2 separate regions of the Homo sapiens genome follow, and region 1 is linked to region 2. Evidence: chromatin contacts called from ENCODE Hi-C or POLR2A ChIA-PET data. All regions are on one chromosome and are shown on one strand. Each heading gives the region's core, a stretch centred on a gene start or an enhancer-like site at or near the end of the contact. The rest is flanking DNA. Distances are from core to core; before and after follow the strand shown. Region 1 overlaps RGS6 (regulator of G protein signaling 6). Region 2 overlaps DPF3 (double PHD fingers 3).

What was found. A loop is a pair of places that touch in the nucleus more often than their neighbours do. ChIA-PET counts read pairs that join two places held with the same protein, here RNA polymerase II (POLR2A). Pooled maps may share reads with other maps.
Region 1: a loop to region 2 is called in a map of mammary epithelial cell, with 3 times the contacts of the local background. The contact joins two enhancer-like sites. A Hi-C loop is called at or near these places in 4 of 168 maps with a recorded cell type or tissue (Right ventricle myocardium inferior, gastrocnemius medialis, left cardiac atrium and 1 more) and 1 of 50 pooled maps. POLR2A ChIA-PET finds 5 or more read pairs at or near these places in 6 of 52 experiments (BJ, GM10248, WTC11 and 3 more).

What each region holds. Positions count from the first base shown.
Region 1 is chr14:72,557,002-72,563,350 of GRCh38, reverse strand. RGS6 (regulator of G protein signaling 6) reads right to left here. Exons shown (of 18, transcript NM_001204424.2): 18 at 1-934. The coding sequence ends at 884. Among named protein-coding and RNA genes, the nearest start is that of MIR7843, 43 kb to the right of the region's middle. Within about 2 kb of position 4,415, at least 6 of the 41 ENCODE cell types and tissues checked have a DNase peak (open chromatin) inside an H3K27ac peak, as active enhancers do.
Region 2 is chr14:72,605,281-72,611,869 of GRCh38, reverse strand. DPF3 (double PHD fingers 3) reads left to right here. Exons shown (of 11, transcript NM_001280542.3): 11 at 1-2,836. It also overlaps a transcript of RGS6 not described here. Among named protein-coding and RNA genes, the nearest start is that of MIR7843, 92 kb to the right of the region's middle. Within about 2 kb of position 3,174, at least 4 of the 41 ENCODE cell types and tissues checked have a DNase peak (open chromatin) inside an H3K27ac peak, as active enhancers do.

The sequences.
Region 1 (6,349 bases), core at 3,166-5,665, 50 kb after region 2:
GGCCCCTGAGTTCATGGCCATGTTTATTTTGAGTAAAACATGAGGGAATAAACCAAGGAGCAAGGGGGCAAAGCCAGAATAAATTATGAAATAATTTTCTAAAAGATGGTCAGCAGAATCCCCGCAGCTGTGAAACAAAAAGCTCTGTCATCTACAACAGTGCTTCCTCGAACGCTGGACCCTTGAGACATGTGACGGGACCTGAGGGCAGCCACCGGGCTGGCGGGGACCTCTCCGAACGCTGATCTCAAAGAGGGTGGAAAGACCTTGAGGCGGGGCAATCCGTGAGGTTGCTTTCTTGCTGAAGATGTGATTTGGACATTTTACGTGAAAGCAGTGCCTGGTGCTGGCAGTGACACCCGGGTGGCCACAGAGACGTGAGGGATGACAGGCGGCGGTGGGGATGTAGTGGCTGTAACTATGGGAGGTGCCAGGGAGGTGATGCAAATGCTGGATGTGCTCTCGGTCCACTCATGCCTCTTGAATTTGCCAGAAGGTGTGACCGTCTCCAGACAGCGAGGGAGTGAGGATAATAATATAATCTCAAGTGATAGTCGTGACAGGAACCCCACGACGTGTTCTCCCCTGAATGAGCTGGGATCAGGGCCTCTTAGCGAGTGGAGTGTTGGAATACAACTGTACAAAGAAGAGAGGGCTGTAAACAGGAGCCTCCACCGGGCCCAGCCCAGGCTCTGTGGACTCTTTCTTTCTGGTCTCCCCATTCACCCACCGAGTCTCCCCACCATCGCCCTTCATTGCCCTCACTCTTTCTCCTTCACAGTGACCAAGTCTCCTCGTAAGGAAACTCTGTCCGCAGATGTGGAGCGCCGCCGCCTGCCTGTGGGGTCCGCGGGCCCAGGCCCTGGACCTGCGGTAGGAACGGTCAGGAGGACTGCATCAGGCCCGTGAGGCGCTTGCCCGCCAGCGACTTTCCCTGCAGAGAGACAGCGACAGAGAGGCACGCACAGGCGCACACACAGAGGGACAGAGACAGAGAGCCAGACAGGTGAATTAATTGTTGCATGAGCCATGTAGGCCAAACGACCAACCAACCCAACTGACCATCTTGATATTTGATCTCTAGGTGTATGGGAGCCTTAACTTTGGACAGCTGGAGAAACCAGGGCTCCAGGGAAGGTTCAGGGAGTCCTGGAGGGTCCCCTTATGAGGGTGTGTTGTTGGTACTCTTTTTGTGGTATGGGAATTTTACTTACCAAAAACCAGGTATTTAAACCTTTAGGTAGAGCAATTTTTAATGCCGGCGGGCTGCCCTGAAATTGATTTTGTTCACGTGGGGGAGGAAAAGGTGGACTTGGGGTGTTCTGAGATCAGGGACGGGGGCTTGACTCAAATAGAGGGTGGCCAAGGATCTGGCTGATCAGAAGCTAATGAATGAACTAGTCTTAAGAAGGCAGAGTCCTGTTTGGAATGCAGGGTAGACACAAAGACCTTGAGTCCTCTTGATGACCAGTTCTGGGACCATGAAAGTGGGGGGCATTTGCTGGGGCTCAGAGCCACTGTAGGCCCCAGGGCAGTGCACTCCTGCTGTCTCCTATGTTCTTGGCTTCCCATCTGTGGCACCCAGAGGCAGAGTTTGATGACCCCATACCAGGAAAGCCTACAAGCCCTTCAACTATAACCCATGTGGCAGTTCTTCTCAAAAACTAAAACAGTGAACTGGATCATGAGGCCTGGTGCATCAGCCATAGAGGTGCCAGGAGAGTCCCGTTGTGTATGTGCCCTGGAGAGATGGCGGAGAAGCCCCTGATCTAGGAGGGGAGTTGCGACTGGGCACCAGGAGGAGGGTGAGGGGCACGAGCGAGGCTCCGTCGCTTTGCTTATTGCCCTTACATAGTGTGTGCCCGTTCTCCAGCTCACCCTCTTTAGAAATCCGCATCATTGCACAGGGCTTTAGAGGACAGTATGGCTAGACCCAGGCAGATTGATCACTGTGTCTGGGAAAGCACTCCAAACCCATATTATTGACAGTGGGTCAGCGACACCACCGCCATCTGTGAAGGGCAGCACGTGATAGCTCGTCAGCATGGGGCTGCAGTGTTTGGCCGTGAGATTGCAAGGGCCAGCGATTCCTCATGTTCATTTCCAAGTGGGGTGTGAGGGCTCGTCTTGTTTACTGGGCTTGGCTGCGTGTAAGCTAGATGTAATTTAAAAAATTGATCAGGTTTGTGAAGCCTGGTAGGGTCCTCAATAAACCTGCTGATTGATGAATTGATGGATAACGGGTTTATCTAATAAACAACACGGGCTGTGGATTTGCTGGATACAGGACAATGTGGCATCTGGCTTAGATCTCCATGGAGAGGCATGGCCAGCCTGACTTTGAGAATTCTGGTGCTATAGATGGGAGTTTGTCCAAAAATGAAATTGCCCTCAGGAGCTGTCAGAAAGTCTGCCTTTCCCTACCTCTCCTTGACCTTTTTCCTCCCCATTGCTTTCACTCCCCATTTTCACTAGTGAGACAAAACTTTTCATTTTTTCTCCCCATCTTAAACACACACACACACACACACACACACACACACACACACACACGTCCACAAAATCACCCCATCAGCAACCTTATCTGAATCTTCAAGTGCACTAAACTTAGCCTGCAGCAGGATACATTTATACTTGGCTAAGGAGTTTTTAATCAGATTTTTAAAAAATCCAAGAGGGTTATGGTGTCAGTCTTTGAAAATCACTAAGAATGACTACTCCTTTGTCTAGACCAGGTTAGGTACAACAATAGCTCTTAGAAGGCAGAGGCTGACCTTCAAGGGCTCCCCCCAGCCCCGGGTTCTGTGGCACACACCCAGCGGTGACTCTCCTTGAGTGCCCTTTCTTACATAGAGTGTGAGGCATTTGTCACTCGGGAATGTGCCTTCCTGGGGCAGGCCTGAAGGCAGGAAACATGGGGGTGTGGGGCATCCTTGCTGGGGAAACACGGGGCTGCTGAGCCTAGGGGCCTCCTTGTGTGAGAGCTCTTACAAACCTCCCCTACCCCCGGTTACCTATGTCCATCCCTGTCCTATGAAAGGCACAAAGGAAGTTTGCTCTCCTTTTAGGTGCCACTTATTGCTGTGATAACCACCACACACCAATATCAGGTCCTCCTCCTCCTCCCATCCCTCCTTCGCCAGGGCCACAAATCACACATTATGTACCCAAATATATATGTTCTGAGTTTGCTATCCACAGCGTTTGGGGCTCTCATTTAGCTGGTGGATGGGAAAAAAAAAATCACTCAAGCTTCTGAATAAGAGTCTGTTGCCAATGAGTACATTCAAAGCCCAGAGACAAAGGAGGTGAGGTTTACCAGTTGCCCAAACCTTCACTGCAGCCTCATTCCTATTAACAAGGTTATTTTGGCTGGAGAGGGGACTGTGGGTTGAGGGAGGTTGGAGATTCTATTTCTGGAGGATTATGTGTCTATTTGTTTTAGGTGAATTTGGCCCTGAGGCTTCCATACCCTCAACCCTTCCCCTTTCTACAGAATGGGCTGGGCTGGGCTGGGCTTGAAGGTGCTAATTATTCTCTTCCTGACTAAATCCTGGAGCTCAGCCTCACCGCTCTGACTCCAAGGACCTGTGGCCAGCCTGTCACTGCCCGCTCCTCGCTTCCCCCGACTGCTTTTATTTCCCAGGATTTCAGGGTAGGATGGTGCAGCTGACCAGCTTAGGGGCCACCCTTGGGATTGTTCCCAACCTCTCAGCAACCCAGGCGGTGCTGCTTGGCATTTTTGTCTCCCTCTCCCCACTCCTGCTTTCGCGCATTTACCAAATGCCAGCTTGCTGCTAAAGATGGAGGTCATGAGGGTTCAGGTCGGCTTGAGAGGCAGCTCAGCCCAGCTGCAATCTACTCGCTACCCAGTGACCTCCCGCGTGAGTGAGGGCAGGCTCAGACTGGAAGGCGGTTAATCATGCAGGATGCGGGCATGGGTAGATGCCTGGCCCGGGGCTTTGGGGAAGAAATACTGCAATCACACTTGCTCAGCAGCTGCTTCCCTTCTGAAGAGCTGAGACTCCTGTAGTTTTCAGTGATCAAAGTGAAATCTGATAGTAGAGGCTACCTGTGTTCAGAGATGAGCTGCCCCAAAGTGCATGCCCCTATAGGCTTGCAGGAAGCTCCCGAGGAATCCGCTGTGCCCAGAGAGAGGGGAGCTCCTGCCTGTACCCTCCAGGGCACTGCCCCGTCTCTTTACTCTCATCTCTGTCTCCAGTTTGGATGATCCTGAAGGAACCACTTCAGAAGGGGAATGGTAATTCTGCCTGCCTGTGTCTGGCATTTGCATAGTTACAGAGGAAGCAGGTTTTTTTCAGGGTGTGAGTGTGTAATGTTCCTCAGTGTTGGTCAGTTGGGAATGGATCATGGTGCCAGGAAACCGCAGCCAGCTCAGCCCGAGGCCTTGGCGTAGCTGAGCGAAGCAGCTGAGGATGGTTGAAAATGCTATTAGCAGGCAGCCTTTGTCCAAGTGAAAAAATATACAGTGATTAAGAACTGAGCTGCAGAAGGTACATTCCAGAGACACCAAAGCTTTGCATACCGACAAAGTGCTTTTCACCTTTGAGACATTTGGCAAAGTGTAATCCAGTAGAATTTGGGATCCTTCAATTTCATGGACCATGGGCTCAGTGCTGGGTTCACTAACACCCACACATTCAATTCCCACCCTCCGCTCTGATTAATCATTTCAGCTCTGTGGCCATCTTGATGGCTAGGAGCCTGGAAGAAGGTGGTCATGGAATCCTTTGTTTTCTGAAAGGAAACACACAAAAGGAATAGCCCCCTTTTGTGCAGTGAGAAAAATCAACATGCTGCTTGACATGCTGTGGCTCTGTGCATTGCACTTCCACATATTAATCAACAAAGCATGCACTATCTGGGTTACCAAGAGCTTTTGCCACTTACTTACCTGGGAGACTGATGCTAAACTCTTTCTTTGGCTGGGAGGAGGGCTGTGGCTCAGAGAGTAGCCCTGGGGGTCAGATTGGGGCATACTGGGGGACAGCAGAGCCAAGCACTAGCGGCTCAGGGAGGATCTTTTTCAATGCTAAGAGAGTAAAGACATCTGAGCTTCTGATGAGATTCTTTTGCTGATCTGCTCAGATGAACTAAGACCGAAGTTACAGATCTCAAGTCTGCCAAATCAAAATCCAGGCTATTATGGGGGAAAGAAATCAACCACGGTTGCCCCTGGGGGAGAAGGATGAAATTGATTGGAAAGGGACATGAAGGAGCCTTCTAGGGTGATGGGGTATACGTTACACGGGTGCATACACTTGTCAAATTCATTGAGCCATGTACTTCAGGTCTGTTCATTTTACCGTGCATAATTATATCTCAAAAGAAAAAAAAAATTAGGACAAAAAAAAGTCCCAGCTATGACATCTATGCCTTGGAATTTCCCACTCCTTACCCTTCTTCAGTTGCTGGGCCCATCCCTGGGTTTGGAGAAATTCAATGCTTCCCCCTCCAGTACAGGAGGAACCTGGATTCCTCTGTTGGGGAATTCGAACTCGCAACAGAACTAATGTGGAACACTATTTCTAGCCTCCATTGATGCAAACGGATCCCTTTGGTGTGACACACAGGCATTTTCCATCCCTGCTCATGAAAAATCGTGTTTCGTTGAATACAGCTCACCATGCAACTTAGCAGGCAAGAAGTGGAGGCCCCAGAGAGAGATGAGTCGTGCTCTCAAGGAGCCTGAAGGTCACCTTTGAATAGATGGTGCTCAAGTTCATAAAGGATGTATACGTGTGGAATTAGAGGCCTGGGGTGGGGTTGGGGGAGACTTGCTGAGGATAAGGGTCAGGAGCCCAAGAGCCAGGTGGAAAGGTAGGGGATCCTGGCTTGGGTTCAGCAGGATGGGAGAAGCCAAAGGCCTGCCTGACTTCATCGGGTGACTCCCGGAAGGTTGCTGCCCCTGGTGCTCCTTCTCCACTGAGCAAAGCAAAAGAAATGATTTTAAAAGGGAATGCAAAGAATTCCGTGGCATCTTCTTCCTCAATGATGTCTAAAACTGGGGAGAGAGAGTGCAGTCTGAGATGTCGGAGAAACGCTGGCAGGGGATGGTGGGAAAATCCACACTTAACCTAGAATAATTTCAAAACACTTTTTAAATTCTCTATTTCTTATCACCCTCTATTAACTCAACTCTGTGAAACAAGGTGGGGCATAGGAAATGGAAAAACCGGGCTATGGAACCCGTTATGGTTCCTCCACAACAGAGGTAGGTCAGAGCAGCATGGGAAGGAAGAGAGGCCATTCCTGTCTTTCTCACCCTTCCGCAGTGAGGAGGGGCGGGAGCCTGTGGCTGACCCATTCCTGGGGTCTGTGTTACTTG
Region 2 (6,589 bases), core at 1,925-4,424:
TGAGGATGCGTGTTCCTCAGTAGAAGACAAGCAGGTGGAGGCATCCAGTGATTTCTACCCTGTGGAGGCTGAGGGGTCGGGGGAAGAAAACAGATGACCTCAGCCTAGTTGCTTTAATCTGCTTTTCCAAGCACTGGATGCCCTTGGATGACAGCATCCTCAGCATTAAAACTGGTGAACTGATGAAGTCACCTGGCCTGGAGTGTGTTGGGCAGCCAGTGTCCCCAGAGCTGCTTGTGGGTTTCTGGGGTGGAAGGCAGGGAGGTGCAACTGGCAGGGCCTGATCAGAGGCAGAAAATGACCCCCACAGTGGTCTTTTCCCTGCTAGAGAAAGCAGAGAGCGGGACTGGGGGGGTGGGGGCTTCAAGTACAGATTGGGCACACTCCACCAGACCCCAGCAAGGTCAGCTGCCCCACGCCTGTATCTGGCACTGCTGGTGTGTGCAGGGATGAAACCCAGCATCAGAGAGGTTTTCAGCAAACCTTCCATGCTCACCTTTGGCCAGGTGCTTGTCAGATCCTAGCTTCGTGCTGGCTTAGACTCTCAGTTGTTTGTGTTGACAGCATTAGGAATAAACCGTTTGTTTCATCTTTCCTTTTCTCCACACGTGTCACAGCCAGATTTCAGCTTTGAGTTATTCCCTGAAGAAGCCACACCAACCTTGCTTTCAAGCAAAATGCCTGGGCTTGGGGGAAGGTGTGTATCTGTCCATGTGTGGATGTTGGCTCAGAGCTATAGCTTCTCTGTGGGGGGTGGCCCAAGGGAAGGCTCCTCTGGGGCCCTGGATGGCACATGACTCCCAGTGAGGAGAATTCTGGTGATCTCTGTGGAGGTAGTCAGGGACACAAGGCTTGGCTGTGAGTCTGGTTTTAAAGTGCGTGACAGCCTGAAAAGCATGCAGGGGTTTGGTCCACTCACCTACTTGAAAGCCTGTGGGCAACGTTCTTTTGAGCCAAGACTTCTCTGAATGGCCCTGCTGGTGGAAGGGGTGAGGCAAAGGCCTCTGACTTGGACCCTTTCCACACCAGACTGGCAGCACTTCCCCCAGGCAGCCAGTGGTGGGCCCTGAGCCCTCAGGTCCCCAGCTCCTTGAGGGATGAACCTGGGAGCCCAAGAGCCAGTGGCTGAGCTCTGAGAAGGCTCCATCTCCCACCTGCCCTTGAGCGCGCTCTCAGGCTGAGAACACGGTCTCATCAGGCGCCTTCCTGGCCTGATGCTGTGCTGTCTACGTCACACGGTCGATTCACAAAAGCCAGAACTAGACCTCAACCAGGTCATCTCCCCGTTGCCAAGTGGGTTCAGGGTGAGGGCAATTTGTAAGCTCAATTTCTCTGACAGCCAAGACATGGAGCATCTCTGCTAAGAAGCCAAAAGAAATTGGTTTTCTTCTTCTCATTGCTGAAGCCCCTCTGTGTCTCTTCTCAGGGACAGGCTGGTCCAGTGGCTTTGGTGAGGGCGCCTCCATTTGTGAACGCTGGGATTCCTCTGGGTGGGCTTTGGCAGGTGGCTCCTATGGTAGGAAGGATGACCAGGTCCCTGGGAATGAGCTGCCTACCTGCTGCTCCACGAGGAAGCTCAGGCCTGCACAGGCTCCACCAGGCCTTGGATGCCCTCTAGTTGAGTCAGAGACCCTGGAAACACACTGAGATCTCCAATTGCTGCCTCCATTGATGTCTCTAGACCTGCAGATACGAAGCAAACCTGGGATTGCTTCTTCCAGGTATGGGCACCAGAGAGGGAAGCCACTGCAACATTTTATCCCCATCATTCCAAAATGCTTGCTTGTCTCTTTTACCTCACACTCACAACTCCTTCTGAGACTCTCAGTCATAAAGGAATGACCAAGAGAGTGGGTCTCCAGTGAGAGAAATGCCTATGAAAGAGGGTTTCCCTTTTTGCTCTTTTGAACACCCTCCCCACTGATCCTTGGGACCCAACGCCGCATTGCCTCTTGCAGATGAGGTTTTGCCTTGGGCTGCTTTGGTACTTCAGACCAGGACTGAGTCTGACACAGCTTTCATGAGGTTACAGAAAAGGGCTACAGATTTGGGAAGCTGTGTGTAATGGTCTTGAGACAATATCTCCATTTGGCCCACCCTGGCTTCTCTAAAAAGCAACGACAGCAACAGACAAACAAAAAGCTCCCACCTCCCACCCCGTTAGCTGTCCTCCTCCTTCACTGTGATGTGGTTGCGGTCTCTGTAGGTGTGTGTGCCACCCTTGTCCTCTGTCCTCTGGGGATGTGCCCTTCCCACGTGTGTCAGGTTCCCACTCTTTCGTGGTTCCTAACGTGAAGTGCTGTGATGTTTCTGCCCTGCCTAAGGAACGTATCAAGCTCTCTCAGTGTTTCAGTGTTGGAGATTGAGGCTGTGCCACATCTTCTGCCATCCTAAGGGGACATGATGGTTCTGTGATTCCCAGAGAGCTGGCAGATTGTGACAATCTCCAGGAGAACCTACAGATTGGAAGCAGCCCACACCTGATGTGGACTCCTGACCCGGGACTCACTCTTCATTCAGAAGACTGGTGGCCCACGTGCCAGGACCACCCCACCTCTCTTGCTGCCTTTTCTCCTGTCCTGATGGGGTTCTGGGAGGGAGACCTGTCGCTGATGAGATGAAGAATGTGGGGATCGAGCAGCCTTCTTCTTTGGGACCCCTCGATATCCCATGGAATGCTCGCACGTTCTCAAAGACTGAGTCACAAGCCCCTACCCCTTCCTTGCTGTGGTTAGTATCTTGTTCTGTGATTGGTTAGCAATGTTGACTACCCACGTAGTGAATCTTTTGTCTGCAATTTAGAGAATGTGTAAACAAATAAAAGGCTTTAAAACTCTTGGAAACTCTTATTTTCCCTACGGATAGTTAGGACCTCACTTGCAAATGTAGAGATCCTGTGGGGGTAGAGCCCTTTCATGTTGGGGTGTGCAGTAGGACTGCATTGTGTAAGAGAGAGAGAAAGAGAGAGAGGGAGAGAGAGAAACACGCATGCGTGTGCATCAGGCTCCAGAGAAACACTAGTGCTTTCATGGTTGCAGGGAGACTCCAGGAGCAACAAATTCCAGGTCTCAGTTGCTGCCTGGTGATGAGCTTCTGGCCACGTCATACATAGCACCAGGGAAGCCACAGTCACCGTGACAGCTTTCATGGGCACAGTGGGCAGCATAGCTTCAGGCCTTAACTGAGAGCTTCATCTGCAGGAGTAGAGCAGCTCCTTTTCTGGAGACCCCTCAGAGAAGCTCCTAGGGCATCCTGAAAGGAGCCCCCTAGATTTTCTAGGAGAAGGGAGGTTGATGAATCAGAGATGACTCACAGGAGAGGTGGGGGAATATGGTTGGGGAGAGAGAGAGACCTCTGGTGCAGGACCCATCTAGAAGCCAGCTGAGTCATTGCTTCTTTTCTCTCAGCTGCCTTCCATGAAGGCAGTGAGTTGGCTGCCCTGGGCAAGGAGCAAGAGGTATCACAGAGGACACATCTGCCCCTAGAGTCTCTAGAGTCTGCTTAGCAATGGCCTTAAAGCAACAGCCTGTGGGTATAGGACTCCTGGTCCATGCGGGAATTGGTTTCCTGAGGCTGCAAGTTAAGAGTCAGTCTCCCAAAAATAAATTTTAGATAGATAAATAAAGGCCTCTACTCTATGCTAGGTACTGGGGCTACAGCAGAGAAGACAAAGCTCTACCTCTCATGAGGCTCACAATCTTGCCAAGGAGGCAGGCACCAGACAGGTAATAGTACAACATGTGATGAACGGGGTCAAGGGGGAAATTGAGGGAACTAGAACATGAGCTCCCTGGTCTCGATCAGTCAGCGTGGTTTTAGTTGGAAGCTACTGTGCATTTTGGTAAGACACAGGTGGGCATGGCAGTGGGAAGACACCATGTCACTTTTTATTCCTCCCCTAAGTGAGTGCTGCACTGTTCTTTAATGAGTCATCCATGCGCCTTCAGCCTTTGCTTTTCTAAGCATAATGTGGGGCCGTTATTTCGGCAGAGAAGCCATTGATGGTTGCTGCGGACATGGGTCATTGAGCAGGTTGTCGAGCCATCTCTGCAGTGGGAGAGATGTTCGCATTCAGGGACCAGAGGGGAAAGGCCAGGCCTTCACCCAAAGCAGTTTCAAGTGACAGCTGGACCTGCAATGCTGAACTGCTAAATTCAGCAATCAGGGGGACTTAGGCTCATATAACAAAATCCAGGCAGCAGACGATTACACAGACACCCACATTCAGGCCTTTCATCTGCACAGAGAGCTGTGCACATTTCTGCTTTAACCCCAGGGAACCCGGCATTGCATCCTAGTCTGCTATGGTATGAATGGTATGTCCCCCAAAATCCATATGTTGAAATCTCCACCCTCAGGGTGATGGTATTAGAAGCAGGGACTTTGGGAGGTGATTATGTCATGGGGGGCAGAGTCCACATGCACGGCATTAGTGCCCTTATAAAGGAAGCCCAAGACAGACCCCTTGCCCCTTCACCATGTGAAGTTGGAGTGAGAAGGTGGCTGTCCATGAGGAGGCAGGCCCTTGCTGGACACCGAATCTGCTGGCACCTTGATCTTGGACTTTCCAGTCTCCAGAATTGTGAGAAATAAATTTGGCTTATTGTTGATAAGCCACCCAGTCTATGGCACTTTATTATAGGGGCCCAAACAGACGAAGACATTTTATCCCATCAATTTCTGAGAGAGGTCTTTTGAGAAGGCAGTAGATGTGCCATGTTCTGTTGGACCTGAGAAAGTTAACTATTATAATGCAGCCCAGAAACTGACATTGCCCTGAGTCAGAGGGATGGAGGAGGGAGGGGGTGTTAGTCCATTTTGTGTTACTAAAGGATATGCCTGAGGATGGGTAATTTGTAAAGAAAAGAGGATTATTTGGCTCATGGCTCTGCAGGCTATACAAGAAGCATGGCACCAACATCTGCTTCTTGTAAGGACCTCAGGAAGCTTTCAATTGAGGAGGAGCAGGTGTGTCACATGGTGAGGGAAGGAGTGAGACAGAGAGGGGGAGGTCCTAGACTCTTTTTAACAATCAGTTCTAGTGTGAACCAATAGAACAAGAACTCAGTCATTACCTACCGCTGGGAGGGCACAAAGCTGTTCATGAGGGATCCACCCCCACGACCCAAACACTTCCCACTAGGCCCCACCTCCAACACTGGGGATCACATTTCAACACGGAATTTGGTGGGAACACACATCCAAACTATCAGCGGGGAAAAGTGGAAGGATCCAAGTTATGTTCAAGCAAACGCAGAGCAGAACGGCCTTCCTCTGCTTTTTCCCTGGGGAGAGGAAAAGGCTTGGAATGGTGGTGGAGTGAGGTGGCGAGACCTAGGAAGAAGGGACCAGTGGGATAAGATGTTGATGAGTGGCTCAACACCCGGCAGTAGTGGGAGTCTAAGGGGTGGGGTTGCGATAGAGATATAATATGGTTTCCCCTCCCTGGGTTGGCAGAAAGGCTACTGAGAGAGGAATCAGAAGTTCTAGATCTTGTCTTATCTGGCTGGGTGACATTTGACTTTATAGATACAGGCATGAGTTTCTATAAAGTCAGCCCTAGACTTAGCGGGTTTGGGGAAGGGGCCATGCAGATCGAGGTATACATGCACCAAAAGATCATGCCTGTCTTCCAGCCCCCAGAGTTGGCCTGAGTCAGGGGCCTTCTGGGGTGTCTGGCAAAGTGTGTTTCCATGCAGTGCCTTGGAATGGCATGGTTTAATACCAGACACGATGAGGCCAGAGGTTTACATTGTTCTAGAATAGTGGTTTTCCAAGCAGACTTTGCAGAGGCCTAGGATTCTGGGAGTGATTTGGGGATGCCCAGAGGTCTCGGGGGACAAGGGTGGAAGGAAAGTCCTTGAGCCTTGAGCCCCAACTTTCAACTCAAACCAGTGACCAGCACAGCTCCGATTTGATCTGTGTCTTCTATTGGTGGTTCTGCTGCTTCAAAAAACACGCAACAGTTTGAAACCATCTTTGGGGCTAGATGGTGGGAAGGGCACAGGGGTGTCCTCTGAGGTTGTGCAGAGTGATGATGGGAGGTCACCTCGGTCCCATGACCCTCTGCCATGCACAAATGGATGTAGCCCATTCCCGGCTTTTGCCAAGGGGGTCTGATCTCCACTTGGGGCTTCTCCCTTGGGTTACTCTTAAGAAGAGCAGAGGGACATTGGTATCATGACCAGGAGGGTCCACTCTGTCCATTCCTGGGCATCCCTGCAGCCTGCAGCACACACTACCCTACCTGTCCCCAGCCCGGCCTGTCTTGGTGTTCTGCTGTCACATCTGCGTCGTAAGCCTCAGCCCGTGTTTTGAACCATCAGCGCTTTTAGCAGGGCCAGAACAACAGTGTGTCCCCAAGGTGGGTGGGTTAGGAATGTTCGGGCTAAACTTCAGGTAATTAGCATTGTTAATGCTCGTTCTGTGATATTACAGCTGTGAGCCTCATTAAAGTGTTCTCCGGGGGAAGCAAGCTGAGATCCAGGTGTCAGCTCTCCTCTGCGTGCAAGCGCCCGCCTGCCATCTCCAAGCCTCTGTGCTGAAGCCTGGCTCATTCCCATCCCCTCCTCCTGCTCCTGCTCCCTCT